Regions from separate parts of the Homo sapiens genome. Here all the other regions are linked to region 2. Evidence: chromatin contacts called from ENCODE Hi-C or POLR2A ChIA-PET data. All regions are on one chromosome and are shown on one strand. Each heading gives the region's core, a stretch centred on a gene start or an enhancer-like site at or near the end of the contact. The rest is flanking DNA. Distances are from core to core; before and after follow the strand shown.

Region 1 (7,425 bases), core at 1,004-3,503, 460 kb after region 2:
TGCCACTGCACTCCAGCCTGGGTGACAGAGTGAGGCCCTGTCTCAAAAAAAAAAACAAAAACGGTTGTCTTTATTTGCCATCTCCAGTTCTTCAGTCCTCACTCTCTTCTCCACACACTCTAATCAGGCTTGTCCCTCTCTACACAAAACTGCCCTTGTCAGGGTTCCCAGTGACCTATGCACTGCCGAATCCAGTGGTTTGTTCTTCACCCTCACTGCCTAGGCAGCATTCAATGCTTGCTCCCCTTGGGTCCTGAGTCCCCACATTCTCAGATTTCTCCTGGCTGTTCCTGCTCAGCTTCTTTGATAGCTCTGCTTCATATCTCCCCTACCTCCACCTCATGGAATGTCCCAGGGCACAGTCCCGATTGCTGTCTCCCTCTGACTACACTGATTTCCTCCCACCCCACCTTATCCAGGCCTATGGCCTTACATACCATCCATTCACTCACTATGCCTCCCAGATCCAAGGCTCCAGTGCTGATCTCTCTCCTGAAGTCCAGAGTCATACACCTAGCAGCTGACTCTGCAACTCCTCTTGGATGTCTAACAGGCATCTCAAGGGTTACGTGTCCATAAATGATCATTGGATTTTCCTCTCCAAACCCACTCTTCTCCAGTCTTTCCCAGATCAGTTTATGGCAATTTCATCCAACCAGCTGTTAATGCCAGAAATGTAGGAGTCATGCTTGATGCCTCTTTTCCTGCCCACATCCATGCATCAGCAAGACTTGATTTTAGTTCCAAAACATACCCCAAAGTGACCCCCTTCAGTGCACCTGCCCTGCCCAGGCCTAGGCCCTCCCCTTCGTTGCCTGGATGAGGGCAGGGACTTCCACTCTTATTGCAGAATCCTTTTCTGAAAGCAGCTGGGATTATCTAAACAAGGGCTAGCCCAGGTCATTCCTGCTCAAAGGCCCCCATTGCTCCTCATCACACCAAGAACAAAACCCACATTCTGCTCTAAGGCCGTTAGAGCCTGGTTTTGCTGACCTTTTCCCTCCTGCCACCACCACCAATCACAGACACCTGGGCCTTCTTTATGTTTGGCCCTGTCCAGCTCCTGTCCGTCGGGGTCTCTTCCCTGGCTGCTCCTTCTGCCTAGAATGTTCTTCTTCTCCTTCTTCTCCTTCTCCTTCTTCTCCTTCTCCTCCTCCTGCTTCTTCTTCCTTTCTTTTTTTTTTGAGACGGAGTCTCACTCTGTCGCCCAGGCTGGAGTGCAGTGGCGCGATCTCCGCTCACTGCAAGCTCCGCCTCCCGGGTTCACGCCATTCTCCTGCCTCAGCCTCAGGAGTAGCTGGGACTACAGGCGCCCGCCACCACGCCCGGCTAATTTTTTTTGTATTTTTAGTAGAGACGGGGTTTCACCATGTTAGCCAGGATGGTCTCGATCTCCTGACCTCGTGATCCGCCCGCCTCGGCCTCCCAAACTGCTGGGATTACAGGCGTGAGCCACCGCGCCCGGCCAGAATGCCCCTCTTCTTGATTGCATCTTGATGTCACCTCCTGTGAGACTGACTTTCCCCAAGCTAGCCCACGGCCCTCATTCCCTGGTATTTTCCTGTTGCTGGTATGTCCAGTCTGTCTGCAGCTACACTACCCTTGAGCCTAGCCTGTGTTGATAGAGCAGCCTCAGCACCGACCCTCAGTCTGCACCTGGTACCGGCAAAGGGAATGCCGACGGTCGCGCGTCGCCGCTGGACTCGCGACTAGCCAAGCACTCCCCACTAGAGGGCAGTCCCGTCTAGCTCGGTTGGGACGCGGCTGAGGCCCCGCCGGTGCGCTGCCACAAAGTCCCGCCCTCTCTTGAGTCCTCAGACGGGCTGAACCCCACTTCCATCCCGTTCAGGGAGTGCCAAGGCCAGCCTCACGAATGGGTCCCGTGGGTCAGGCCCCGAGGGTCCACAACCTCTCTGGGTCCGACCATCCGGGGTGCTCTGCCTATGTGCGGACGCAGCACGGCGCCCCGTGAGAGGGACCGCTATTTCACCATTGAACAAACGGGGAGGATGAGGCCCCCGCACGGAGGCGACCTGTCCTGCGTCACGCAGCAAACGCAGGGTCCACTCAACAGTCTGGGGGCTCGGGGGGTCCCCGTACCGGCCCCGTCCGGCTTCCAGTTATGACCCCGCCCTTCCCACCCAGAACCGCGGCGGAGTCGGGAGGGACGCCGGGCTTTAGCCCCGCCCCCTTTGGCCGCGGGGCCGGGGCGGGGCGCGGCTGCCAGATGTCGGGGCGGCGGCGGCGGGAGCTACGGAGAGCGAGGAGTCGCGCAGGCAGGCGGAGGCTGAGGGCGCCGCTGGCCGGCCCTCCCAGCCCTCTCCGCGCGGCTCCGCCGGGGTTCCAAGAGGAGCTAGTAGGTTCGGTGGGGGCCCTGGCATGGACATGCACAGCGCTCGGCTTGACAGCTTCCTTAGCCAGCTCCGCTGGGAACTGGTGAGGCTCGGGAGCGGGTGTGGTTAGTGAGGACGCGTGCGGGATGCCAGGCTGCCGCCCGGCCGGAACAACAGACGGGTGCGGGGTGGCTCCAGCGTGCCGGTCCGAGGCGGGGTGGGGGCGGCGTGGCGCATATGGCTCAGATGGCCCGCGTCGGGTTTCGGACGGTTGGGAACTGAGCTGAGCATCAGATAACAGCATCCAGCTGGCCGTGCTGCTGGAACGGCGCGGGAGGAGAGAGTGGAAGGGGGACTTCTTTGGGGGCGGGGCATGGGGCGGCAAGGGACTAACGAGGTGCTGGCGCTGCTGTGAACGCCCCCTACTTCAGGCTGGCCTATGCCTCCCTTCTCTACCCCTCACCTAGCAAGCGCTCTTTCTGTGAAAGACGCTTTGGGCTTTGGGAGCTGAATCCCCCAATAGGCACGGGATGCCCCTCCAGTCCTGGGCAGGACCTACTTCCCCGTTCAGGCCCGCAACCCTGCCTGCCTGCCCGCCCGCCCTGGTGGCGGGTGCCGACTTGCCCGGCCCTGCATGCTGCAGCCTGCCAGACTGCCACCAGGTCGGTGGATGAGAACCACACCAGCTTCGAGTGCCAGCACCCCTATGCCTGCCCTGTGCTCACTAACACCCTGCTGCCCAGGCCAGCAGGCCTATCTAACCTTCCTGGACCCTCTGTTCTCTGGGCTGGCCTGGTGACAAGTGATACCTCTCCGACTTCTGCCCTCTCTTCCCCTCAGTTGTGTGGTCGGGACACAGGCTCACCCTCAATGCCTGGTCCCCTGCAGCCAACCTCCCAAACTGGCCCAGATGTGCAGCCCAGCCACCAGCTTAGGGCCTCGGGTGCCTTGGAAGAGGACTCAGTCTGCTGTGTGGAGGAGGAGGAAGAGGAGGAGGAGGAAGCAGTGGTGACAGAAGACAGGGATGCAGCCTTGGGAGGCCCCAGGGAGCATGCCCTGGACTGGGACTCTGGCTTCTCGGAGGTGTCAGGCAGCACATGGCGAGAGGAAGAACTGCCTGTATCCCAGCGCCCAGCACCCTCAGCACAGCCCCTTCGTAGGCAGTGCCTCTCAGTCAGTGGCCTCCCCATGCCCAGCAGGGCCCCTGTAGCCAGTGTACCACCTGTCCACCATCCACGGCCCAAGTCCACCCCAGACGCCTGCCTGGAGCACTGGCAGGGACTGGAAGCAGAGGACTGGACAGCAGCCCTACTGAACAGGGGTCGCAGTCGCCAGCCCCTGGTACTAGGGGACAATTGCTTTGCTGACTTGGTGCACAACTGGATGGAGCTGCCTGAGACAGGGAGTGAAGGGGGTGACGGAGGTGGGCACCGTGCCCGTGCTCGGCCCCCTCAGTTCCTGCTTGGCCTCTCTGAGCAGCTTCGGCGCCGGCTGGCCAGGGCTCGGCGGACAGCTATGGCAGGAAAGCGGCTGTCATGCCCACCTCGCCCAGAACCTGAACTGCCTGCGGATGTCTCACGCTTTGCAGCTCTCATGAGCTGTCGTAGCCGCCAGCCCATCATCTGCAATGATGTCAGCTACCTCTGACCCTGCCCTCCAGCCTGGGACAATAAAAGCCTTTTTTCTAGACTGTCCTGGCTCCATACCCCTGAGGCACTAAGAGGCAGCCCCAGCCCTGTGAGGCACTGCCCAGGGAGACAAATCTTCTGAAGAGCTTTTTTTCTCTGTGTGAAGGTCCCTGTCATGCCCATGTCACACCCGTGTGCATTAGTGCACTGTTTTCTATCGTCCATCCTCTCTGCAATGCCTTCCTTTAACAAGCATTTATTGAGTGCCTACTGTGGGCTTACAATGCAGGGCTTGGGATCCGGGGCTCCATTGAGCTAGGTGACAGGGTGGCTGCCTTGTCACAGCTCATAGTGCAGAGGTGGGAAGGCAGTGTCCTCGTCGTCACCCTCACAGCTCAGCTCTAGCACCAACACCCGCTGCCCAGGAGCAGGTGCCTGGCCTGTCAGCTGCTGAACCAGTTCTGTCACCCTGGTAGGGGTGGGTTTAGGGGAGATTGGAGAGGTGAGCCATGGCAAGCAGAAGGCAGCCTGGCATGGACTAGAGAGGGTGCTGGCAGGCCGTCAGGAGCCCAAGCCAGGAGCAGGAGCTGCTCAAGACAGGAAACATCTGAAACTATTTTAGGAGCAGCTGATGAGGCAAGCAGGAGGCAGGAAGCTATGGGTCCCTTGGGAGTGGGCTGTGAAAGGGGGGCTGTGCAGCATGTGGGGAGCCCATGGGGCTGGCCAAATAGGCAGCTCCTGAAGACTCCTCCTCAGGCTCTCGGCCCTCACCCCACCTCCAGCCTGTTTGCTGGCTCCATTTGGGGAAAGAATGCTTGGGAAGGTGTGAGGGGCCCAGAATGGGGCTGGGAAGACAAAAGGCAGTGTGGTCCCTAGCCCCAGCCTCCAGGGACTGGTGGGGCCTGTCTAAAGCCCCAAGTGGGCTCACCTGAGGGGCAGGTGCTGGGCCTGCTTTTCAGGTGACCATCCGGCCGCATAGAGCAGGGCTGAGCCGTGCAGCAGGATCCTCACCCTCAACCCGTGCTGCTCCTAGAGGAGAAAGGTCAGACACCAGCTGGGCCGGGCTGGGCTGAGCCTGGGGGTTGGGGTAGCAACAGGGCACACCTGAAGATGAGCCAGCAGCGACTCCAGGGTCCTCTCAGGCTGCCCAGCTGGTACCTTCAGACGGTCCCAAGAGGTCCACTTCAGGTGATGGAACTGGGATGAGGTAGAGGAGGAGTCAGAGACTTCTTACCTCCCCCCAACCCCCATCCCAGTTACCAGCAGCCTTTCCTAGGGGAAGAGCTGGACTAGCAGGAAACAGGAGCCAGGGGGTGGGGGGTGGGGGGGAGGTGGGATCTGGGCCCAGAGTCTCAGCCCCCTCCCCGTCCAGGCCGGGGCCAGCACAGGAAATGGGGCTATGGGGCCCGCACAGGGAAACAGACGATCCATCACATGGGCCAGTTGTGAGAGTGGGGGATGAGGGGGTGGTGCTTCCTGAGGAAACCCAGAGCAGGGCCCCTGCAGCCTCTGATAAAGCTGCTTGTTCCTCAAAGACAAGGCTGGGAGCTGGGGGGCACATCCTGTCCCCCAATCTTGTATGTACTGCCAGTGCCTTGGGCTACTCATTGGGACACAGGGGCAAAGGGCACAGTGACCACCAGGGCCCCACTGTCCCAGAGACCCCAGCAGGGATACAATGCATAGAGGCTTCCTCCTCCTGTCCCTTCCTTCCTTCCAAGAGTCTTGGGGTTCTGGGACCTAGAGCTAAGGACAGAAGGATGGCTGGCAGGTATCTAGAGACCAGGACAGGGGGTGCTTATCAGCCCCTGAGAAAACACACTGGGGTCAAGCTGAGACTAGGCTAGAGGTGAGATGGGGGCTTCTCCTTCACCTGCTTCACTCTGTGGACAAAGGCAGCCTGTATGCTGGTTAGAGGCAGGGTGCCTCACAAAGGGGCTCTGTGTGCTAGTCCAGAGGGACCCCAGGCTGCTCAGCAGAAACCCAGTGCTGGCCCATGACCTCTGCCCTCTCCCCTCATGAGGGCATTCCTTCTACCCTCATCCTTGCCCCAAGGAAATGCCAACTGCAGAGCCTGGGCACAAGGCTGGAGGCATTCACAGCGCTGCAGTCACAGGAACACAAATGCCCACAAGCCCAGGAACACACACATGTGTGCCCACATGCATCTCCATGCATGCCCACATTGAGGACACAGGAAGATGGGAGCCCTGCACTCCCATCTGATGCACAGATGTGCAAACTTGCTCCTTCCATACCCACACTCCGGGGATGCCCAGACCCCAGTTGCACTCACAACTGTGACACAAATACACTCAGGGCTGCAGACCCCACACCTCTAGTGGCAAGCCTATTACCTTTTAACTCAGCTTGTAGGAGGTAGGCCAGGGCCCCCGTACCATGCAGGGGGAAGCTAGACTCTTTCTGGGGCTGATGCCCTGGTCCCCTCCCCACTACCTACCCCTCAGGGGTACTCCAAGGAAGGAGGGGACTGTGGGGGATGTCTGGCTCCACTAATGAGTTAAAGCTGCAGCTCCCCCAGATCCTGGGCTTTGGAGGATTGGGGGTGGGGATGGCTGACGGCTGCTTCCTGTGTCTGACAGGTCCCAGCCTGGCTTCATAGCAGGAAGAGGGCTGGAGGGAGTCTTCAGGACTTCTGCACAGTCTGAGTTTCAGTGAGAGCCGGCAGCTAGATTGGGGCCTGTATGGGCAGGTGCAGGGGAAACCCAGGCCTAGTAGGGCTAAGGGTGGGGTATCATGGGCTCACCGTCTGGATGGCTGGGGCAAAAGGCATATAGCGGATGAGGTAGTTTTCAGCCAGATGTAGGTAGCTGTGGCGAAAGGCACTACGAGGCCGTGGCCCACTCACCACCTTATACAGCTCCAGGCCCAACAGGCCTGCCACAGCTGCTGTAGTGGTGGCAATGGCTGGGATAATCTGGCCCACAATTCGCTTGCTCTGCCAAGGACAAGAGATTTGGTCTGGGCCCAAGGCGTAGGGCCAGGGTTTGCCCTCCACCTCCAGGCCCAAGCCTCAAGGGGTGGGGTTACCTGGGCACGGTTGACCGGTGGAATCCCGTAGTTCTGACATCTCAGGCTAGCTGCCGCTACCACAAAGTCCACATGGAAGTTGCTGTCATCATCCTGTAAGGCCCAAGTCAAAGTAGTGTTAACACTGCAGCTGTGCCCCTCACCGTGGCCCACTGCGTGTCACTGCACAAGTCTCCACACAGTTCTGTCGGGGGGTTGCCCCACATCTCCTCTTGATCAGACAGGCTGAGGTTCAGGGAATGTGAGCTGCTTCCAGGGTCTTGCTGGGAGAATTCAGGCCAAGGGGCTCCAAAACTACCTTATTAGCTCCTGACCTTTCTCCACAAACTCCCCAGCCCCACTCCTCACTGCCACTTGGGCACCCACCTTCTCAAACATCAGAGGCTTCAGGGGAGGGCCCACACTCCAGACTT
Region 2 (7,464 bases), core at 4,545-7,044:
AATTTAAAACCTTAAGAATTCTCCATTTCATAAAAATGAGAAAAAGAACAAAATGTGAACATAATGAAATGATTCCTTAGGGCAACTTCGTGGCATAGTGCCACCATTTGACCTATTTCAGGAAACAAAGTAAATGATATTGTTTATACCATGTAGACCTCTCCTAAAACAAGGTCTGAGCTGAAGCATTGCTCAGTTTTAAAAATATCCAAGTTAGGCCAGGCACAGTGGCTCACACCAACACTCTGGGAAGCCAAGGTGGGAGGATGGCTTGAGGCCAGGAGTTCAACCAGCCTGGGCAACATAGCAAGACCCCGTCTCTACCAAAAAACTTAAAAAACAGCTGAGAGTGGTAGAACACTGTAGTCTCAGTGACTAAGGAGGCTGAGGCAGGAAGATAGCTTGAGCCCAGGAGCTCAAGGCCAGCCTAGCCAACATGGTAGAGACGGGGTTTCACCATGTTGGCCAGGCTGGTCTCGAACTCCTGACCTCAGGTGATCCACCTGCCTTGGCCTCCCAAAGTGCTGAGATTACAGGCGTGAGACACCACTCCTGGCACTGCCCTGATTTTTGACACCCATGACAGATCACCTCTATCATGACTTTAAAGAGGTCTGAAGTCAGGCAAAAGAAAGCCTGGGAAAAGCTGACTCTGTCATCTCAGTGCATGTACAAGTGCAAGCAAGCTCTAGTGTGTTACATGTCGCTTTTCCCACAGTTCCCATTGGGAGCTGACTACAGTCATAACTCTGTCTACTGACCTTCAACCTCTCCTCACACTAGTTATATGATAAAAACAGCCATCACAGGAATTCTTGATGAAAGTTCACAGGTTTACAATTTGTTCCACTGCAAAGGTAACAAAAAATTCTGGTTCTTAAATTTTAGATACAATTTCAAAATGACATCCTATTTCTTTCCATTCCATATACTAACTTAAAATGTGAAATAGCTAGCAGAACTAATTTGCAAAGAGAGAAAGTTAAAATGTTAGAAGCATACTCTTATCAGATGCAGTTAATTTAAGGGAAAAAAGTAGCTTAACTTCTCATTAAGGGTTTGCAAAGACTTCTGCTATAGATGCAAAATGAGGATACTTGTTTCTATCTCCTCACACTAGGAAAGTTCACAACGTCCATGTTACAGATGCACATAACATCAGGCCACTGCCCAGGTGAATGTTTAGCTAGAAAAGCAACATTTACTATACCTGAAAATAGCCCAGAGTTGTCTATTGGGCCAGGAAATAGGTTATGTTCACCCACATTGTACATGTCCCAGCTGTCAAAGCCCACATACTTCTTCCACTGCTTGAACCACCGGCTGTCAATAAGATACCTAGAGAGAGACAGAAATTTACTGTAGCAGAAAAGCTGAGATTATAAATTTCTGCAGCTGCTTCCTTAATCTTTTTTATGGTCCTTCCACTTGGGGCATATGCAATACCCACTAAAAAACACTGTCACAAGAGCAAGAGCAGGGCCCAGGCCCCACATGGCACAGAGAGTCTGGCCCAGGGTATGCATCCATTAAGTGAAATGATTGTTCAAAGAGTGAATAAAAGAAAGAAAACAAGTGGTTTCAAAATGCTTATTTAAATGCAGTCTTTCTTTTTTTTTCTTTTAGACGGAGTCTTGTTCTGTCGCCCAGGCTGGAGTATAGTGACACAATCTTGGCTCACTGCAACCTCTGCCTCCCAGGTTCAAGCGATTCTCCTGCCTCAGCCTCCTGACTAACTGGGATTACAGGCACCTGTCACCACTCCCAGCTAATTTTTGTATTTTTAGTAGAGACGGGGTTTCACCATGTTGGGCAGGCTGGTCTCAAACTCCTGACCTCAGGTGATCCGCCTACTTCGGCCTCCCAAAGTGCTGGGATTACAGGCATGAGCCACTGCACCTGGCCTCTTTTTTTTTTTTTTTTTTTTTTGAGACGGAGTTTTCGCTCTTGTTGCCCAAGCTGGAGTGCAGTGGTATGATCTTGGCTCACTACAACCTCCACCTCCTGGGTTCAAGCAATTCTCCTGCCTCAGCCTCCCAAGTAGCTGGGATTACAGGCATGCATCACCAGGCCCAGCTAATTTTTTTGTATTTTTAGTAGAGATGGAGTTTCACCATGTTGGCCAGGCTGGTCTCGAACTCCTGATCTCAGGTGATCCTCCTGCCTTGGCCTCCCAAAGTGCTGTGATTACATGCATGAGCTACCACACTCAGTCTAAATGGAGTCTTTTCATGGGTAAAATCATGTTTGCTAATAAACAAGTCATTAACTTCTTTTTTTTTTGAGACAGAGTTTCGCTCTTGTTACCCAGGCTGGAGTGCAATGGTGTGATCTCGGCTCTCCGCAACCTCCGCCTCCCGGGTTCAAGTGATTCTCCTGCCTCAGTCTCCCGTAGCTGGGATTACAGGTGTGTGCCACCACACCTGGCTAATTTTGTATTTTTAGTAGAGACAGGGTTTCTCCATGTTGGTCAGGACAGTCTCAAACTCCCTACCTCAGGTAATCTGCCCACCTCGGCCTCCCAAAGTGCTGTGATTACAGGCGTGAGCCACCGCACCCGGCCACAAGTCATTAATTTCATAATGATCTTTACAGAAGTCCCACTCCAGGCAGACAGTTTGGTTACACTGTTTTGCTTGACATGAACAGCACTAAACTAATGCTCTTTCTGAAAATGGGTTAGAAACACCACCCACTTCAGTTTTCCTTTAAGGACCAAAGGAGTTCCAAAAATGTACACACAAGGCCAGGCGCAGTGGCTCACACCTGTAATCCCAGCACTTTGAGAGGCCGAGGTGGATGGTCACTTGAGCTCAGGAGTTCAAGACCAGCCTGGGCAACAAACCCCATCTCTACTAAAATTACAAAAATTAGCTGAGCGTGGTGGCACATGCCTGTAGTCCCAGCTGCTCGGGAGGCTGAGGCACAAGAATCACTTGCACCCGGAAGACAGAAGTTGCAGTGAGCTGAGATCATGCCATTGCACTCTAGCCTGGGTGACAGGAATAAAACCCTGTCAAAAAAAAAAAAGTACATAACATGCGTGTACATATATAAATATACACATACACATGTACATATAATAGTGCCTATTGTTCATCTTGTCAAAAAGCATTAATTTGTGCTTCATATTCAACTTACCACTTTTTTACTTAAATGTAAGCAAATGTGGTATTTTATTTACCTATTTATTTCCTTAGAGAGAGGGTCACCCAGGCTAGAGTGCAGTGGCACAATCATAGCTCTCTGTAGCCTCAAACTCCTGGGCTCAAGTGATCCTCCTGCCTCAGCCTCTGAGTAGCTGTGACTATAGGCACATACCACCATGCCTGGCTAATTTATTTTTTTATTTTTATTTTGTAGAGGCTAGCTCTTGCTATGTTGCCCAGGCTGGTCTTGAACTCCTGGCCTCAAGTGATCCTCCTGCCTCAGCTTCCCAAAGTGCTGGGATTACAGGCATGAGCCACTGCACCAGACCTGTTTATATTTTTAAAGTATCACTGTGCTGGCCGGGAGCGGTGGCTCACGCCTGTAATCCCAGCACTTTGGGAGGCTGAGTCAGGTGGATCACGAGGTCAGGAGATCGAGACCATCCTGGCCAACATGGTGAAACCCTGTCTCTACTAAAAATACAAACATTAGCGGGGCATGGTGGTGCATGCCTATAATCCCAGCTACTCGGGAGGCTGAAGCAGGAGAATCGCTTGAACCCGGGAGGCAGAGATTGCAGTGAGCCGAGATCGCGCCACTGCACTCCAGCCTGGTGATGCAGCGAGACTTCGTCTCAAAAAAAAAAAAAAAAAAAAAAAAAAAAAGTATCTCTATGCTGTTTTACAATTAAAACAATCTCTGTGGAGCAACAAAGCATCAACAATTATATTGGTGCATCCTTAAAATTTTATAACCAACAAATGTGAGAGGAGGTCAGGCAGCTTCCCAGAGGTCACAAGGATCCATAAACACATCCATCTCTAAAATGCTATTTTTCTTCCAAATCCCTTGAGCAATACCTTCCATACAATTTTACTGTATGATTTTAGTCTATCTTAAACTTCCTCTACTTCTGCTGAGTATTCTTTATGAACCCTATAGAGGTTAACTTAAAAAGTACCTCTGCTAGGCCGGGCGCAGTAGCTTCCGCCTGTAATCCCAGCACTTTGGGAGGCCACAGCGGGCGATCACCTGAGATCTGGAATTCGAGACCAGCCTGACCAAAATGGAGAAACCCCGTCTCTACTAAAAATACAAAAAAAATTAGCCGGCCGTGGTGGCGCATGCCTGTAATCCTAGCTACTGGGGAGGCTGAGGCAGGAGAATCGCTTGAACATGGGAGGGGGAGGTTGCCGTGACCCGAGATCGCGCCATTGCCCTCCAGCATGGGCAACAAGAGCGAAATTCCTTCTCAAAAAAAAAAAAAAAAAGAAAAGAAAAGAAAAGAAAACACAAAAAAAGTACCTCTGTTTACCCTGCCTTTCACAAACTGGTTAGCTCAAGGTGAATACATAAGCTGTTATCTGTACTCCTCCTAACCCCAATTTTTCTATTCTCCTGCTCAATTCCTCGGCAGATCATCACCACAATGATTTCTTAAAGATAGGTAACACTCGGGCCGAGCACGGTGGCTCCCACCTGTAATCCCAGCACTTTGGGAGGCCGAGGCGGGTGGATCATAAGGTCAAGAGTTTGAGACCAGCCTACCCAACATGGTGAAACCCGGTCTCTACTAAAAATACAAAAAATTAGCTGGGTGTGGTGGCGTGAGCCTGTAATCCCAGCTACTCGGGAGGCTGAGGCAGGAGAATCGCTTGAACCCGGGAGGCGGAGGTTGCCGTGAGCCAAGATCACGCCACTGCACTCCAGCTTGGGCAACAAGAGTGAAACTCCATCTCAAAACAAAACAAAACAAACAAGATGGGTAACAATCATACTCGATGCAAAGTCTAGCCTTAGTTTTTCTACTCCTACACAATTACACCACCCAGGAATCTCTCCAGTAGTACAAAGTATTGTCCCCTCTACTAAACAATCTATTAAGATGCCTAATAACTCAGCCTGGGTCTTCTAAATTCTGGACCCTTCATCTTCTATCTAGCTCCAGGACCTAGGCTATCCTCCTCTCCCACTCCAAGACACTGCTGCCGCAAATATTTTTGACACTTGCTACCAAAATAATCGGGGTTCTCAGACATTTGTTCAGCTTCTGACCTTGACATCTGTTGGCAGTTTACAAGTTACAAAGTATCTACTTCTGATTTTCCCCTCAACCCACTGAGGTCGGTGAGCCAAATATTGCTATCCTGGTTTTAACAGTGAGGAATCCAGGTCTGTGACACCTTCGCCCAAGGTCACACGGCGAGTCCTCATGGTAAAGGGCTCTCCCCACCCTTAGGGTCCCCACCAACCTTCCCCTTCTCCACATCCCTCCTCCTGGCCCCCGCCGGGCCCGCCCCCTAGGGCTCCAAATGAACTGAGACGACACTCAGGCCCCGCCTGCGCTTTCCCAGAGCTGATCCTGGAGTTATTCTCCTGAGGGGCAGGTGTCAGGCTACTCTTCCAGGGTCACTACATACCATCCCCGCCCAGCCCCTACTCTAGCCGAGAAAAAGGAGGCCCCTTTTTCTCGGCCCCTGGTTCTGCATAGAGGAAGAGCGAGCCGGGAGCTCACCACTGCGCCCCGCGTTGGAGTGTGGTCCTCATTAAGGGTCCAAGCTCGGACTTCTGAGTCTCCGCATCCGGTCGCTCACGGCAGCCTCCACCTTCCGCCATCTCCTCCGCGGCCCCGGCCCAGCCGGCCCGGACATCCGCCCCGCGCGCGGCGTGCTATAGACCGCGCCCACGCACGCACGCTCGCGTGCCCGCCCCTGCCCCACCTCGAGCCGCGGCCTTCGGCTCCTGCAGCCGCTGTCTTTTCTCCCCTCCGCTCTCGCGCCACCTAGCTCACCGGCGAACAGTGGAGCGGAAAGGCACACGCGAGAGGGGTGGGCGGGGAGCAGCAGCTGCTACTTCCTCCCGCCCTGCCGCCCGCTACGCGGCCTTCGGGCGCCCCTTCCTCTGCTCAGGATGGCGCTACACTTCGAAGCTCTGTTCAGCCCGCCGATCTCAGGGAGTTAGGCAGCAAGCCCACGACCCATCGGGCACCCCAGCCTGGCCTTCGAGGTTATCGTGGTCCTAAATAAATGCAGGCCAGGTGCGAGAAGCCCGGTAGTTAGGTCTGCTCATTCTCACCCCTGCAATTCCGCTTTCAGCTGGAGGCCTTAGGCGAGTCAGCTGCCCAAACGTGGGATCGGGGCTCCTGCTCCAGCGGCCCTACAGGGATTTCGGGAAGTACCATGTGCACCAGCGCCTTGGGACCAAGACTCAATGGTGTGTTGTAGTCATTAACAGTCGCCTTAAACAGTCGACGCCAGAGCCACCTGGCCCACCGCAGAATTCCGTCAGCTCTTCATACTGAGCTACTTGCCAAGCAGCCACAGAGGGGCGATAGCAACAGGGGAAGGAGAGGTACTCCACATTAGTTACCCAGGCGTGTACTTAGTTCCTGGAACAAGATACAACGTCCTGAACACTATGTTTTCCAGTCGCCCCGCTCACACACACAACCCTCCTCTTGGAGGGAGAAGTAAACCCAGAGGAAAGAGGAAGTCAGGCAGTTGGTCTAGATGCGTCTCCATACACTTGTCTAACAGTCCTTGTCCTCAGAGAAAAATAAGACCTAGTTCCTGCCCTCATAGAATCTAGTAGAAAAGAAGAGATGTTACAGAAATAACCTCAATGCCTAGCAGTATGTGGTAAGTGCCATTAAAGTGTGTGAACCAGGCCGGGCGCGGTGGTTCAAGCCTGTCGTCCCAGCACTTTGGGAGGCTGAGGCGGAAGGATAGGTTCAGCCCAGGAGTTAGAGACCAACCTCGGCAACATAGCGAAATCCCGTCTCTACAAAAAAATACAAAAAATAGCCGGGCAGTGGCTCGCGTCTGTGGTCCCAGGTACTTGGGAGGCTGAGGTAGGAAGATCCCTTGAGCCCAGGAGGTCGAGGTTGCAGTGAGTCGAGATGGCGCCACTGCACTTGAGACTGGACGGCAAAGTGAGACCCTGTCTCAAAAAAAAAAAAATAAATACAAATAAAGGGTGTGAACCGGCCGGGCGCGGTGGCTCACACCTGTAATCCCAGCACTTTGGGAGGCCGAGGCAGGAGGATCACCTGAGGTCGGGCATTCGAGACCAGCCTGACCAACGTGGAGACCGAAATGTCTTAAAAAAAAAAAAAAAAAAAGACCGGGCGTCCGGCGCGGTGGTTCATGTTTGTAATCCTAGGACTTTGGGAGGCCGAGGCGGGCAGATCACGAGGTTAGGAGTTCGAGACCAGCGTGGCTAATATGGTGAAACCCCTTCTCTACTAAAAATACAAAAAAAAAAAAAAAAATTAGCCGTTAGTGGTGGCCCACACCTAGTCTCAGCTACTCGGGA
Region 3 (7,322 bases), core at 2,896-5,395, 450 kb after region 2:
CTGACCTCGTGACCCGCCCACCTTGGCCTCCCACAGTGCTGGGATTACAGGCTTGAGCCACCGCGCCCGGCCTGGAGGGTCTACTATTATAACAACAGTCTGACACATTTGCACTTAAAAATGCCCATCACAAGCCAGGCACAGTGGCTCATGCCTGCACTTTAGGAACCCGAGGCAGGAGGATCATTTGCACCCACGAGTTTGAGACTAGCCTGAGCAACATAGTGAGACCCCCATCTCTACAAAAAAATTAAGACAAAGAAAATTAGCCAGGCATGGTGGCGCATGTGTGTAGTCCTAGCTACTTTGGAAGCTGAGGCAAGAAGATCACTTGAGCCCAGGAGTTGGAGGCTGCAGTGAGCTACAATTGTGTCACTACACTCCAGCCTAGGAGGTTTTTAAGAGACTGTCTCTTAAAAAAGGCCAGGCGTGGCCAGGTGTGGTGGCTCACACCTGTAATCCCAGCACTTTGGGAGGCCAAGGTGGGTGGATCACTTGAGGTCAGGAGTTTGAGACCAGCCTGGCCAACATGGCAAAACCCCGGCTCTACTAAAAAAAAAAAAAAAAAAAAAAATTAGCCAGGCGTGCTGGCGCACTCCTGTAGTCCCAGCTACTCGGGAGGCTGAGGCAGGAGTATCACTTGAACCCAGGAGGCGGAAGTTGCAGTGAGACAAGATCATGCCACTGCATTCCAGCCTGGGCGACAGAGTGAGACTCTGTCTCAAAAAAAAAAAAAGGCCAGGCATGGTGGCTCATGCCTGTAATCCTAGCATTTTGGGAGGCCAAGACAGGAGGATCACTTGAGACTAGGAGTTCAAGCCCAGTCTGGGCAACTGAGACCCCATCTCTACATAAGTAATTTTTAAAAATGCAAATGACAGCCAGTGTGGTGTCTCACCCCTGTAATCCCAGGCCAAGGCTGAGGCAGGTGGATCACCTGTCAGGAGTGACCAGCCTGGCCAACATGGTGAAACCCTGTCTCAGAAAAAAAAAAAAAGCAGGGGCTTGGGACAATTTTGAAAAGCTAATATTTTTGCTGGGTGCAGTAGCTCTCGCCTGTAATCCCAGCACTTTGGGAGGCCGAGGTAGACGGATCATGAGGTCAGGAGATCGAGACCATCCTGGCTAACACGGTGAAACCCCGTCTCTCCTAAAAATACAAAAAAATTGGCCGGGCATGGTGGCAGGTGCCTATAGTCCCAGCTATTTGGGAAGCTGAGGCAGGAGAATGGCGTGAACCCAGGAGGTGGAGCTTGCAGTAAGCCAAGACCATGCCACTGCACTCCAGCCAGCGCAACCGAGCGAGATTCCGTCTCAAAAAAAAAAAAAAAGAAAGAAAGAAAAGCTAATATTTTAATATCCCCCTCCTTTCAAGAACTGCCCAAGGAACTGGTCTTACCAAGATTATAATGAACTAAAGATTCAAAAAATGGCCCTGAAGGACAATGAAATAAATAACTAAAGACTACTCAACTTCTCCCTTGCCTCACAAGTGCAGTATAAACTCAGTCGAACAGCAACAAGCTGCCAGCGTCCTCTGGGTTCAGCACCTGCTTTCCTAAAGGATCTCCTGACCAAGGAGCTGGTTTCTTTCAAAATTATTATTTTATTTATTATTTATTTATTTATTTATTTTTGGAGACTGAGTCTCACTCTGTCACCCAGGCTGGAGTGCAGTGGCGCGATCTCAGCTCACTGCAACCTCCGCTTTCCGGGTTCAGGTGATTCTCCTGCCTCAGCCTCCATGCACCACCACGCCCAGCTAATTTTTGTATTTTTAGTAGACATGGGATTTTGCCATTTTGGATAGGCTAATCTCTTAACTACTGACCTCAGGTGATCCGCCCGCCTCAGCCTCCCAAAGTGCTGGGATTACAGACATGAGCTACCGCACCTGGCCTCTTTCAAAATTATACATTCAGAGGTGACAAGATCCTGATAGAAGTGCACAAAGTAGGCTAGGCGCGTGACCAGGCACAGTGGCTCACGCCTGTAATCCCAGCACTTTGGGAGGCCAAGGCAGGCGGATCAGGAGGTCAGGAGTTCGAGATCAGCCTGAACAACATGGTGAAACCAGGTCTCTACTAAAAATACAGAAATTAGCCGGGCATGGTGGCACGCACCTGTAATCCCAGCTACTTGGGAGGCTGGGGCAGGAGACTTGCTTGAACCCAGGAGGCAGAGGTTGCAGTCAGCTGAGATTGTGCCATTGCACTCCAGCCTGGGTGAGAGAACGAGACTTCGTCTCAGAAAAAAAAAAAAAAAGTAGGCTTGGCGCGGTGGCTCATGCCTGTAATCCCAACAATTTGGGAGGCGGAGGCGGGTTGATCATGAGGTCAGGAGTTCGAGACCAGTCTGGCCAACATAGTGAAACCCCGTCTCTACTAAAAATACAAAAATTAGCCAGGTGTGGTGGCACGTGCCTGTAGTCCCAGCTACTCGGGAGGCTGAGGCAGGAAAATTGCTTGAACCAGGGAGTCAGAGGTTGCAGTGAGCCGAGATGGCACCACTGTACTCCAGCCTGGCAACGGAGCAAGACTCCATCTCAAAAAAACAAAACAAAACAAAACAAAACAAAAAGTGCACAAAGTATTGTCGCTTGACTTCTTAGTCATCTCATGCAGGCATATTCTATGACCACATACAAGAAGACTGTACAAAGAACCAAAGAGGCCACAGGTCAAGAGAAATGTGTTTTGGAGCAATGAGAACTCTTCCTAGACCTGCACACTCTACTGAGGATCTCCAACTTGCCCAAATTCACAGGAAAGGGGCTTGAAGGTGTTTTCACTGAGCAAGATAATTTTAGTACTGTTAAAAGTTAATTTGCGCCGGGCATAGTGGCTCACACTTGTAACCCCAGCACTTTGGGAGGCCAAGGGGGGTGGATCACGAGGTCAGGAGTTCGAGACCAGCCTGGCCAACATGGTGAAACCCCGTCTCTATTAAAAATACAAAAATTAGCCGGGCATGGTGGCGCGTGTCTGTAGTCCTACCTACTCGGGAGGCTGAGGCAGGATAATCGCTTGAACCCGGGAGGTGGAGGCTGTGGTGAGCCGAGATCGCGCCACTGCACTCCGGCCTGGGCAACAGAGCGAGAGACTCTGTCTCAAAAGAAAAAAAAGAAAAAAAACAGTTAATTTGCCAGTTCCATATCATCCACAACAAAAACAAGTTTCTTTTTCCGATTCTAAGACACTCCTACGTTTCCTTTGTCTCCTATGGCGAGCATCCCTTTAGGAGATAAAATCAAGTCATCACCATAATACTCACTTTCTCCTAAAGCAAAAAGAGGAAGACATTACCACTCTCCAAAAAGTGGTGGTGAAGAACCAAAGAAATTATGTTCCAAAATAAAACTCAGCCATTATGGACATTTAACCAGGTTCTTTGCGAGGAAAACGGTGAGCTTCGAGGTACACGTGAGGTTCCGAACGGGTCTCAGGAAGCAGCAGCCAGGCAGAGGGTCCCCCTTGCCATAATCATAGGGCCGTGACACCGGCCTGCCTGGCTCGCGGGGGCTTTGGCTTGCTTCGTCTAGTCTTAGCATCCAGCGTCCTGAAAATCACTCGCAGGAACGCTATCTAAGAAAGAGGTAAGTCTATTTCTCAGCCAGGAGCAACATAACTCCCAGGAGAGCATCAGGGTGGCACCGGACACACTTTAGCGCTCCGGATCAGCGGAGTCCAGAGCTTCGGTCAGAGAAGCTGGTTTCCCGCTACTAGCCGGCCAACCCTCAGGCACTGGCGCTCTCCGTCCTCCACACCGGCTGTCCCCCCGGCTTCGGTGCCAGCATCTGGGAGGCTCGGCGGGCGGCCGGTCAGGACGCTCGAGCGATGTTCCAGTGATGGCCCCACCGGAGCCCCGACCCCACACGCGCCCACTCCAACCCCGCGCCCGCCACCGCCCTCCCCGCGGGCGTCAGGCCGGTCTATCGGCCCGGCTCCTGTCACTCACCTGCCCGGCCCGGGCACCGAGCGCCCACGGCTCCCTACGGGAGCTGGGCCCCCCGGGCCTCCAGGTTTCGGCCCGCCCCCTGGCAGGCAGCACAGGTGGCTGAGCACCGCTACAGCGGCCTCTCACCGGCCGCTTGGTCCAGCTCCCGGCGCTGCCCACTGGGTACGGATCAACAACAAGATGGCGGCTAGCCGAGGGGGCGGGGGCCGGGCGTCATAGTAACCAGGACTGCAAAGAACCCGCCCCCGAGGGGGTGCTATCCCCAATCAACAGTCTTTTTGCTCGTCGCCAGGGGAAGTGCTTCCTGCTGACAGGTCAGCTCACGTGTCAGTCAGAGTCTGCCTCTCAGGGCCTCTGCCGAAAGCGTGGGGCACGTGACTGTGACGGCATGGGTTGGCGCATGCGCTTCGTTCCCGGAGTGGCTGGCGGCGGAGTTTTCGCTGGCTACTACGAGGCCGGAGCGCCCTTGGCCTCTCTGCGTCCCTGGCCCTCGTGCGGTACCGGCGGCGTCTTGTCATACACTTGCGCACACACAGGGAATCTCAGCGGTGTGCTATTCGTTTTTTTGTCCCCCACTCTGGGAGAAGGGGGGTGCAGCCCCCAGTTCACTCTGGAGAGGAAACTGAGGCTCAGAGAGGGGAGGCCGAGCCAAGGTCACGCCACCTCTAGAAATGGAGGTGCTGGGTCTCGCACCTCCTCCTGCTGGTTTCAGAGTGTGAGGAGCCTCTATCCCAGCTTCCCACGCTTTGTCCCTTACTAGCCTCGAGGTACCGCAGTCTGTGCTGCCACAGCAGCCTCTGGCTCATTGCCCATGCTTTCCTGCCTGAGGTTTAGAGCCTAGCACAAGTCCTGACACACAGCGGGCACTCCCTTTTCTCTTCCCTAGAGCATCTTGTCTTGAGATCCTGTGACAGCATCTTTTGCCCTGGACTGTCATGACCGGCCTCCCAAGCAGACTAATGGTCCCAGGAAGATGGTCACACCTTGCTCCCCATACAGAACACCTAACTCTGGGCTTGGCTTCAGGCTTAGAACAACAGATGAAGTTACGTGGCCTGGGCCCACACCCAAATGCCCCAACTAGCTAACTCTGACTTTTGAGCCTTAGCCTCTCTTTAGCTTTGGTTGTCCCATCTGTAAAATGAAGATAAAAGTGGAGCTTCTCAGAGGAAGATTTAATGAGCCCTCAGAGCAGGGGAAGAACTCAGGAAAAATCTGCCTACAACCACTTCCTGGAACAACCTGCTTCCAAGTTGCTGTTCCTGAGGCGTGCCTTAAAACACTAACTTTGGTGGAAGCCCCATGAAGCGTTTTTGTTTTGCTTTGTTTTGTTCCCACAGAAGGCTTTCAGCTTCTTCCTGGCCCTGGGATACCATAACTGGTTCAGAAGGGGAGGTCCTCCTAGCTAGGCGCAGTGGCTCATGCCTGTAATCCAGCACTTTGGGAGGCCAAAGAAGGTGGATCACTTGAGGTCAGAGGTTCGAGACCAGCCTGGCCAAAATGGTGAAACCCTGTCCCTACTAAAAATACAAAAATTAGCTGGACGTGATGGCAGGTGCCTGTAATCCCAGCTACTCAGGAGGTTGAGGCAGGAGGATCACTTGAACCTGGGAGGCAGAGGTTCAGTGAGCTGAGATCACGCCACCACACTCTAGCCTGGGTGACAGAGCAAAATTCTGTCTCAAAAAAAAAAAAGGGAGGTTCTCCAGTACCCTGAGGGGGTTCAGGCCCACAGACTCAACAGACGAGTAAAGACTGTGATAACTTGGATTTACCACAGTAAGGTCCTCTTGGAGAGCTGGCAGAAGCCTGAGACCTGATGTCAGGTTGGGCATGGAGAGTGGGCCAACACTGCATCCAGCAAGACCTGCCCACCAGCAGATTGCTGCAGGCCACTTGGCTACATGCAATAGCTCAGGTCAACACAGGGAGATGTGAGAGCAGAGGAACCAGAAGAAACAGATCAGGAAGAAAAGCCAACAACCCTCAAAAGGGGGATTCTGCTAATCCTCCAGGACCAGCCATGCCACAGGATTCTCAAGTCTGCATCACCCCTCACCGCAGTGCAAAAGCTCCAGATCCTTCCCAAGAAAACCTCCACATACAGTTGGCAAATTGCCCTGAAGTTTGATGGGACCCTCAAAAAGCAACAGTGGTATAACTACTGTGGATAACAGTTCGGAGGTTCCTCAGAAAACTAAAAATACAGCTACCACATGATCCAGCAATCCCACTGCTGGGTATGTACCCAAAGGAAAGGAAATCAGTATATCAAAAAGATATCTGCACTTCCATGTTTGCTGCAGTGCCATTCACAATAGCCAAGATTTGGAAGCAACCTAAGTGTCCATCAACAGGTGAATGGATAAAGAAAATATGGTACATATGGGCCGGGTGCGGTGGCTCACGCCTGTAATCCCAGCACTTTGGGAGGCCGAGGCGGGCGGATCATGAGGTCAGGAGATGGAGACCATCCTGGCTAACACGGTGAAACCCCATCTCTACTAAAAATACAAAAAATTAGCCGGGCGTGGTGGCAAGCGCCTGTAGTCCCAGCTACTCAGGAGGCTGAGGCAGGAGAATGGCGTGAACCCAGAAGGCGGAACTTGCAGTGAGCCGAGATCACGCCACTGTGCTCCAGCCTGGGCAACAGAGCGAGACTCCATCTCAAAAAAAAAAAAAAGAAAAGAAAATATGGTACATATGCAGAATGGAATATTATTCAGCCATTAAAAAGAATGAGATTGTGAGATTGGCTGGTGCGGAGGCTCATGCCTGTAATCCCAGCACTTTGGGAGGCTGAGGCAGGAGGATCACCTGAGGTCAGGAGTTCAAGACCAGCCTGGCCAACATAGGAAAACTCCATCTCTACTAAAAATAAAAAATAAAAAAATTAGCCGGCATGGTGGTGCACACCTGTGGTCCCAGCTACTCAGGAGACTGAGGCACGAGAATTGCTTGATCATGAGAGGCGGAGGTTGCAGTGAGCCAAGATCGTGCCACTGTACTCCAGCCTGGGTGACAAAGTAAGACTACATCTCAAAAAAAAAAAAAAGGAAAAAGATTTAAACAAAACAATTGAATTCATGGAGATAGTGAGTAGAAGGATAGTTACCAGAGTCTGGAAGGGGTGGGGAGGTGGGACGGTTAATGGGTACCAAAAAAAAAGAAAAATGAATAAGACCTAGTGTTTGATAGCACAACAGAGTGACTGTAGTCAATAATAACTTAATTGTACAGTTTAAAATAACTGAAAGAGTATAATTGGATTATTTGTAACACAAAGGATAAATGCTTTAGGGGATGGATGCCCCATTTTCGATGAGGTGATTATTAACCATTACATGCCTTATTAAAACATCTCA
Region 4 (6,552 bases), core at 3,717-6,216, 380 kb after region 2:
CCCTCTCTCCAGGGTCCAGCAAGGACTTTCCCCTAGGCCTGGCCCTTGCAGAGTGCCAGGTGTGCCACACACTGTCCTCACCCTTCATGGTGGCTCTTCTTGGCTCATGTAGTCTGTTTCTGCCCTTGTGGGCAGTGTTTTGGTCCAAAGGGTGTCCCCAGAGAGGCTGAGTGTCTTCTGCTAAGTCACACAGCAAGTCCTTGCCAATTGCCGTGGTCCTGCGTCCAGGGCGGAACTGAGCTGCAAGTGGAGAGCGGCAGTGGGGCCAGGCCTGTCCTGCTGCTGCGGGAACTATTGATTTGTATCAAGCTGGTGGGGAGGTGCGCCAGGCCCGTTGCAGCTGAGGGCTCCGGTTACTGCTGCCTGCCAGCCCAGACTTGGTGCCCACCACCTCGGCCATATGCCAAGGCCAGGCCAAGGGCAGCAGAGGACAGTAGAGGACAGCAGGTTTGCAGCAGGGCTTAGAGTAGGCTCTTGGAGGAGCTGGCCTTGGTGCCGGTGGGGAAGCATCTAAGCCGCCCTGTTTAGGTCTGACCCTATCTGAAGGGTGTGCGACCCAGAACTTGCTGAGGGTCAGGCTGTGGCTGTGTGGCTGCTCTGGACCTGGAGTGGATGGTGTGGTGTCAGGGCTGGACACAGCTGCAGCCTGGGGCTTGCCTAGTAGAAGGAGGGGACAGATTCTGTCCCAACTAACTCCAAGGCAGCTGTCCTCTGTCCCCTGCTTTCATGACCTGAGCATTCCTAGGGAGCCATCTTTCTGTCCTTATACCAAAGCCTCAATGGGCGAGGACAGAGGCAAACAGGCAGAGGCCACTGCAGTGGAGTCCCTGATGATGCCGCCTCCTGTCCCCCTGCAGAGCCCTGCCCTTCCACCCTGCTGCAGCAGCACATGGCGGACCTCCTACAGCAGGGTCCTGATGTGGCACCCAGCTTCCTCAACAGCGTCCTCAATCAGCTCAACTGGGCCTTCTCTGAATTCATTGGCATGATCCAAGAGGTGGGCTGTGGTGGGGCCTCGTGGGTTAGGGTGGTGCAAGGGATGAGGCCTGGTCCTGGGCTAGAGCCAGGTGCTGACCACTGCATGCCCACGTGTTGGTGGCTCAGATCCAGCAGGCTGCTGAGCGCCTGGAGCGGAACTTTGTGGACAGCCGGCAGCTCAAGGTATGTGCCACCTGCTTTGACCTCTCGGTCAGCCTGCTGCGTGTCTTGGAGATGACTATCACACTGGTGCCTGAGATATTCCTTGACTGGACCCGGCCTACCTCTGAGATGCTGCTGCGGCGTCTTGCACAGGTGTGGCCATCTGGGCAACAAGGGTGGGACCCTGGGGATGCCCCATTGATGACGCTCCCCATCCACCAATGGACTCCTGCTCCCCTCACAGCTGCTAAACCAGGTGCTGAACCGGGTGACAGCTGAGAGGAACCTGTTTGATCGTGTGGTCACCCTACGGCTGCCTGGTGAGGACCTAGATGCCCTGCACCCCAACACACTACAGGCCTCGGTTCCTCTGCTAGGAACAGTGAGGCCTGATTCCACATTCTGCCCCCGGACAGCCAGACTTGGTGCTCTGCAGTCTCGGCTCACCCTTCTGTAGAGAGGGCAGTGGGCAGGCCTGGAGCCCTTGAAGCAGGAGCATGTGGGTGGCTCATCTCTTTCCTCCCCTTCCCCTCAGGCCTAGAGAGCGTGGACCACTATCCCATTCTGGTGGCAGTGACGGGCATCCTGGTGCAGCTCCTGGTGCGTGGCCCAGCCTCAGAGTGAGTGTTGGGGACCGTGGGCCCCTGTGGGAGTTGGGTGTGTCTGGTGAGGAGGGGCTGGACAGGGCCTCCTGGTACTTCAGTTTCCTCATCTGGAAAATGGACCTCAGCATCAGGTTTTGAGGCAGAGGGAAGGTGGTGAGGTGTGAACGGCCTAAATAGGGGGCAGACGGAGCTGCTCTAAGTAGGAGAATCTGGGACCCCAGCAGGACAGGTGGCCCTGGCCCACAGAGCCACTGGCTTGTGGCCATGCCTCAGGCCAGGCATGGGAGGCAGGACTCCGGAGGGTGTGCCGTCCTGTGGTGGACAGGGCCAGGCCGCCAGGAGAGCTGAACACACGGAGGACCGCCATTGTCTGCAAAGGCTCTAGCAATAAGCATGTGCTACCTTTATTAAACTCTGGAGCAGCGAGGTCCAGGATGGCCATGGGGGCCCCCAGCTCGGCCCCCACACATGAAGGGCTCCCAGACCCCCCTTCCCTGCCCCCCTGCAGTGGGAGCAGTGAGATGCATATGAAGCCAGGGTACCGCCTCAGCCATTAGGCTGAGACCAGTGCCAGCCCTTAAGAGGCTCCTGCTCTCGAGGGACGTGGAGTTCCGGCTCGGCCCTCCCAGCTCGGCCATGCTCGCCAGGCTTTTCGGGCTTTTTACTGCTGAAAAGCAGGGGTGCAGGCCATGATCCCCTTCACTGTGTCTTGTGAGCCCACAGAATGGGCTCTGCCTTCAGAACAACGGGTGGATGCCCCAGGCCAGAGAGAGCAGGGCCTCTGGCTGGGGCTTAGGCCAGACCACCAGGAACCTCTTGAGGAGCCTTTCCTGCCTGGTGCCTGCCCACCGGACTCTGCGTGAAGTTGTGAAGCTTTCAGGAGGTTGGGTGTTGGTGGATGGAGGGAGTCCCATTTCACCAGAGGGCGGGCTTGTTTCCTCTTTCTGTCCTGGGGTGTGGGCGAGATCTTCCTTCAGAGCCGCCTTCTTTTCCCTGTGGGCCCACTCCCTCCCACCCCCTTGGGAAGGGGAGGTGGCCCTGCGTCAGCTCTTGAGCACCACTCCTCGAGAGCTGTCTCAGCCCCTGAGGGTGGACGGGAGGCTCTGCTACAGGGGTTCTTCCACAGGCTGTAGAAGAACACAGCCACTTCCACAGCTGTGCTGTGTTGAAAGCCACAGGGGCCTGGGTCTCTCAGCCTCACAGGGCATTTGGGCACTAGGAAGTCCGCGGGAAAGCAGGAACTAGCACACCTTGCAGGGCCTGGGGCCTTTGGGTCCTGTGCAGGGGCAGAGCAGAAGGCAGGTTGGGGACCACAACCCCTGTCTCTACCAGTGAGCGAGAAGGCCCATTGTGTTTCGAGGCCCATACAGGAAGCTGGGGGGCCAGGCACAGTGCTTCCCACCAGTATCTGCCAGTTCTCTGGACCGAAGCAGGGAGCAGGGCGAGCAGCAAGAGGGTGGGGGCCTGGGTGGGGGAGCCCTGGGCAGTCTAGGTTGTCATGGGACCCTCGGAGCCTATGGAGCTGGCGGACTCAGAGCCAGCCTTCAGCTGCAGGCCTCCAGGGTTGTAGAGATCGAATTCCTCAGCTACTGCCAGCTGCACGCGGCCATTGAGGCCCCTCCGGCCTGGCTCCAGAAAGACTACGTGCTTGTGGACGCTGGCCTTGCGGCTGGGTGCGTCTGGCGGTGTGGTGCTGAGTACTGAGGACTGTGCGCTCAGCTCTTGGAGCGGGCTGGGTGTTTGGGGCCAGCGGCGGCAGCGGCAGGCACGGCGGCAGCAGCGGCAGGGTGGGGCGAACAGGTAGAGCAGCACGAGCACAAGGCCCACGGCACAGCCCAGCAGTGTGGTGAAGCCTGTGTTGAAAGCCTCGGGCTCTGGGCGCGGAAAGTGCACGCTCACGTTGTACTCGTGCGTCTGGTTGTGGTGCAGGCGGGGCCCAGTGGCCAGGCACACGAAGAGTCCCGCATGCTGCTCCTGTACGTTGCCTATGGCCAAGCTGCCGTCGGCCAGCACCGCGATGCTGCCATCGCGGGATCCTGGCGCCCTGAGAAGCTCCTGCTGCGGCGAAACCCAGGCAATGCGCATGGCCGGGACGCTGGTGTTGCAGTAAAGCCTCAGGGACCGACCCACCAGCGCGTACAGGTGCTCTTCCGGCCGCTCTAGGCCAAGAGCTGGGGCCGACGAGCAGTTCTCAAAGACGCGGCTGTGCTGGAAGAAGCGCACGCGGGACGCGGGTACCTTGAAGGCCAAGCATACGTACTCGCGCGCAAAGTCGCGCACGGCGCTCAGGCCCCGCTGGTGCCAGCGCTGTAGCAGGTGGTAGAGGCGGCAGTCGCAAGGCAAAGGGTTGTTGTGCAAGTAGAGGCCGTTCTTGAGGAAGGCCGGCAGCGCGGCCAGCTCAGGTACGGAGATGTGTCCCAGCCGGTTGGAGGAGAGGTCCAGAGTAAGCAGGTGGGTGGCGCTCAGACCGTGCAGGTGGTCGAAGGAGAACGAGGCGAGTTCGTTGCAGCCCAGGTAGAGATGGCTGAGCGCGCGCAGGCCGTGGAAGGCATGCTCGTCCAAGTGCACCAAGCGGTTATTGAACAGAAGCAGCTTCTCCAGCGCCCCCAGCCCGTCGAGGTCGTGGCGGCCAAGCGCCCGCAACGTGTTAGATGATAGATCGAGCAGCCTCAGGCCGCTGGCGTTGACGAAGACGCCGCGACCCAGCGCATCTAGTTCGTTGTGGTCTAGGTGCAGGGCGCGCAGCTGGAAGAGGGGCGCCAACCAGCCGGGGCGCAGGCGCTGGAGCGCGTTGTGGCTCAGGTCGAGGTCCGCAGTAGCGGCAGGTAACTCGGCTGGCACGTCCTGCAGCCCTAGGCCAGTGCAGCTTAGCAGGTCGGCAGCGCAGATACATTTGTAGGGGCAGTTGTGGAGCGCACGGGGCGGGAAACCCTCGGAGTCCGGGGTGCCTAACCCAACGCGCAGCATGCAGAGCAGTGTCCCCAGCAGCACCAACCAGGTCATGGCGGCGACCACCAGGGACAGTACAGAGCAGCTCTGTGCAGGTTGCAGTTCCAGGACTCACCCTCTTCTGCTCTAGTGCGACATGGGTGGCACCGGATGGCCCTTGCCGAGGAGGCACGGCGGGTTCTTGCCAGCCGACGGCCCCTACTCTCCGGTTCCCAGGTTGTGAGGCGGTGCGGCACTCTTAGCCGCGCTCCCTTCGGCTTCGCTAGCCCTCTCCAAGCGAGTTCCTGATCGGCTCCTAAATACTCCCCCCAGGGGCGGGGCCCGGGCTCCTATTGGTTCCCGTTTGAGGAGGCGGGGCGGCTACATCCCTTTGTGCCCAATGGCCCCGCATGACCGCCAGATGGGGAGCAAGGCCAACCCCAAAGTCCCCGTCAGCCTTTGGCTGGCAGCTCTCCGCCGCTCGTTTTTCCTCGGGGAGTAAAAGGGGGAGTCTGGAAGAATGTCTCCAAGCTGCTGTTAGTGTTTATTTGAAGTGACTTTGAAGGACTGATAATATTATGGGGCAGGCAGACTCTCACTATCTTAAGGTGGTTCGCCTGAGCCTTCTTAAAGTGGTACCCCAGGCCGGGCGCGGTGGCTCACGCCTGTAATCCCAGCACTTTGGGAAGCCAAGGCAGGTGGATCACCTGAGGTCAGGAATTCGAGACCAGCCTGGCCAACCTGGTGAAACCCTGTCTCTACTAAAAATACAACAATTAGCCGGGCGTGGTGGTGGGCGTCTGCAATTCCAGCTACTCGGGAGGCTAAAGCAGGAGAATCACTTGAACCCGGGAGGTGGAGGTTGCAGTGAGCCGAGATCGTGCCATCGCACTCCAGCCTGGGCAACAGAGCGAGACTCGTCTCAAGAAAAAAAAAAAAAAAACAGGCTGTGTGGCACCTTACTAGAATACAGGACTTGGGGTTTGGGAAGCAGGGAGACGGAAAGGATGCAGGGGGGGTGATCATGTACGAGCCATGGCACTCCTCATTGGCAATCCCAAGAGAGACTTTTAGCCAGGCCCCAAGCCTTCTGACTGCCCTTGCACCCTCCCCTACCTAGGAGAGAGCAAGCCACATCAGTGCTCCTGGCAGATCCCTGCTTCCAGCTACGCTCAATATGCTATCTCCTGGGACAGCCAGAGCCCCCAGCACCTGGCACTGCTCTGCCAGCCCCTGACCGGAAGCGCTTCTCCCTGCAGAGCTGTGAGTGGGCTGGTGGGGCAGGTCAGGGAAATCTGGGGCTGGGTCGGGTCAGGAGCCTTAAGAACAGCAAAGTCCTAGGCTGGGAATATTCAAGAGGCATCACATCCTCAGCTACCTCTGACTTGACACTACCTACCACTCCCCAGATGCGGATTATATCAGTGCCGATGAGCTGGCCCAAGTGGAACAGATGCTGGCGCACCTGACCTCTGCATCTGCCCAGGCAGCAGCTGCCTCCCTGGTGAGTGGGAACACGGTGCACAGGTCCATGCCACTTGAATATGTGTGCACTCCTACACAGGCACAACGGACATCCACATAGCCAGGCATCCAACTCCAGCCCACCCTTCACTCTCCTCCCTGCAGCCCACCAGTGAGGAGGACCTCTGCCCCATCTGCTATGCCCACCCCATCTCTGCTGTGTTCCAGCCCTGTGGCCACAAGTCCTGCAAGTAAGTGGGCCCCACAGCTTGGTGGTGGGGAGAGCAGTAGGTACATGCAGGGCAGTCCTCATCCCCTCCCCTGTTGTAGAGCCTGTATCAACCAGCACCTGATGAACAACAAGGACTGCTTCTTCTGCAAAACCACCATCGTGTCTGTAGAGGACTGGGAGAAG

What was found. A loop is a pair of places that touch in the nucleus more often than their neighbours do. ChIA-PET counts read pairs that join two places held with the same protein, here RNA polymerase II (POLR2A). Pooled maps may share reads with other maps.
Region 1: a pooled map shows a loop between it and region 2 (5-fold over the local background). The contact joins the promoter of INKA1 here to the promoter of USP4 in region 2. A Hi-C loop is called at or near these places in 5 of 50 pooled maps. POLR2A ChIA-PET finds 5 or more read pairs at or near these places in 2 of 52 experiments (H1 and endothelial cell of umbilical vein).
Region 3: a loop to region 2 is called in a map of naive thymus-derived CD4-positive, alpha-beta T cell, with 5 times the contacts of the local background. The contact joins the promoter of IP6K1 here to the promoter of USP4 in region 2. A Hi-C loop is called at or near these places in 1 of 168 maps with a recorded cell type or tissue (naive thymus-derived CD4-positive, alpha-beta T cell) and 8 of 50 pooled maps. POLR2A ChIA-PET finds 5 or more read pairs at or near these places in 2 of 52 experiments (H1 and activated T-cell).
Region 4: a pooled map shows a loop between it and region 2 (5-fold over the local background). The contact joins the promoter of AMIGO3 here to the promoter of USP4 in region 2. A Hi-C loop is called at or near these places in 6 of 50 pooled maps. POLR2A ChIA-PET finds 5 or more read pairs at or near these places in 6 of 52 experiments (CD4-positive, alpha-beta memory T cell, GM10248, GM12878 and 3 more).

What each region holds. Positions count from the first base shown.
Region 1 is chr3:49,801,008-49,808,432 of GRCh38, forward strand. It overlaps INKA1 (inka box actin regulator 1), which reads left to right and starts at 2,254. Exons shown (of 2, transcript NM_203370.2): 1 at 2,254-2,436; 2 at 3,174-4,023. The coding sequence starts at 2,386. The coding sequence ends at 3,980. It overlaps UBA7 (ubiquitin like modifier activating enzyme 7), which reads right to left. Exons shown (of 24, transcript NM_003335.3): 19 at 7,379-7,425; 20 at 7,013-7,105; 21 at 6,729-6,920; 22 at 5,066-5,158; 23 at 4,890-4,990; 24 at 4,202-4,430. The coding sequence ends at 4,301. It overlaps MIR5193 (microRNA 5193), which reads right to left and starts at 5,238; the gene lies at 5,130-5,238. It also overlaps a transcript of CDHR4 not described here. RefSeq lists silencers at 1,651-1,700, 2,091-2,530 and enhancers at 5,209-5,503, 5,490-5,769, 6,399-7,295, 6,500-6,669, 6,770-6,819 and 1 more.
Region 2 is chr3:49,334,259-49,341,722 of GRCh38, forward strand. USP4 (ubiquitin specific peptidase 4) reads right to left here and starts at 5,795. Exons shown (of 22, transcript NM_003363.4): 1 at 5,666-5,795; 2 at 1,211-1,338. The coding sequence starts at 5,766. RefSeq lists a silencer at 5,736-5,925 and enhancers at 5,966-6,465, 6,096-6,265, 6,356-6,415.
Region 3 is chr3:49,782,397-49,789,718 of GRCh38, forward strand. It overlaps IP6K1 (inositol hexakisphosphate kinase 1), which reads right to left and starts at 4,146. Exons shown (of 6, transcript NM_153273.4): 1 at 3,958-4,146. RefSeq lists silencers at 3,760-4,109, 4,845-5,009, 5,790-5,999 and enhancers at 3,824-4,513, 4,600-4,669.
Region 4 is chr3:49,714,718-49,721,269 of GRCh38, forward strand. AMIGO3 (adhesion molecule with Ig like domain 3) reads right to left here and starts at 4,967. Exons shown (of 1, transcript NM_198722.3): 1 at 2,112-4,967. The coding sequence starts at 4,748. The coding sequence ends at 3,234. It overlaps RNF123 (ring finger protein 123), which reads left to right. Exons shown (of 39, transcript NM_022064.5): 32 at 858-997; 33 at 1,105-1,293; 34 at 1,385-1,460; 35 at 1,676-1,760; 36 at 5,794-5,936; 37 at 6,083-6,177; 38 at 6,303-6,388; 39 at 6,468-6,552. GMPPB (GDP-mannose pyrophosphorylase B) reads right to left here. Exons shown (of 9, transcript NM_021971.4): 9 at 5,199-6,552. RefSeq lists enhancers at 2,387-2,887, 3,933-4,740, 4,222-4,331, 5,102-5,331 and a silencer at 6,326-6,503.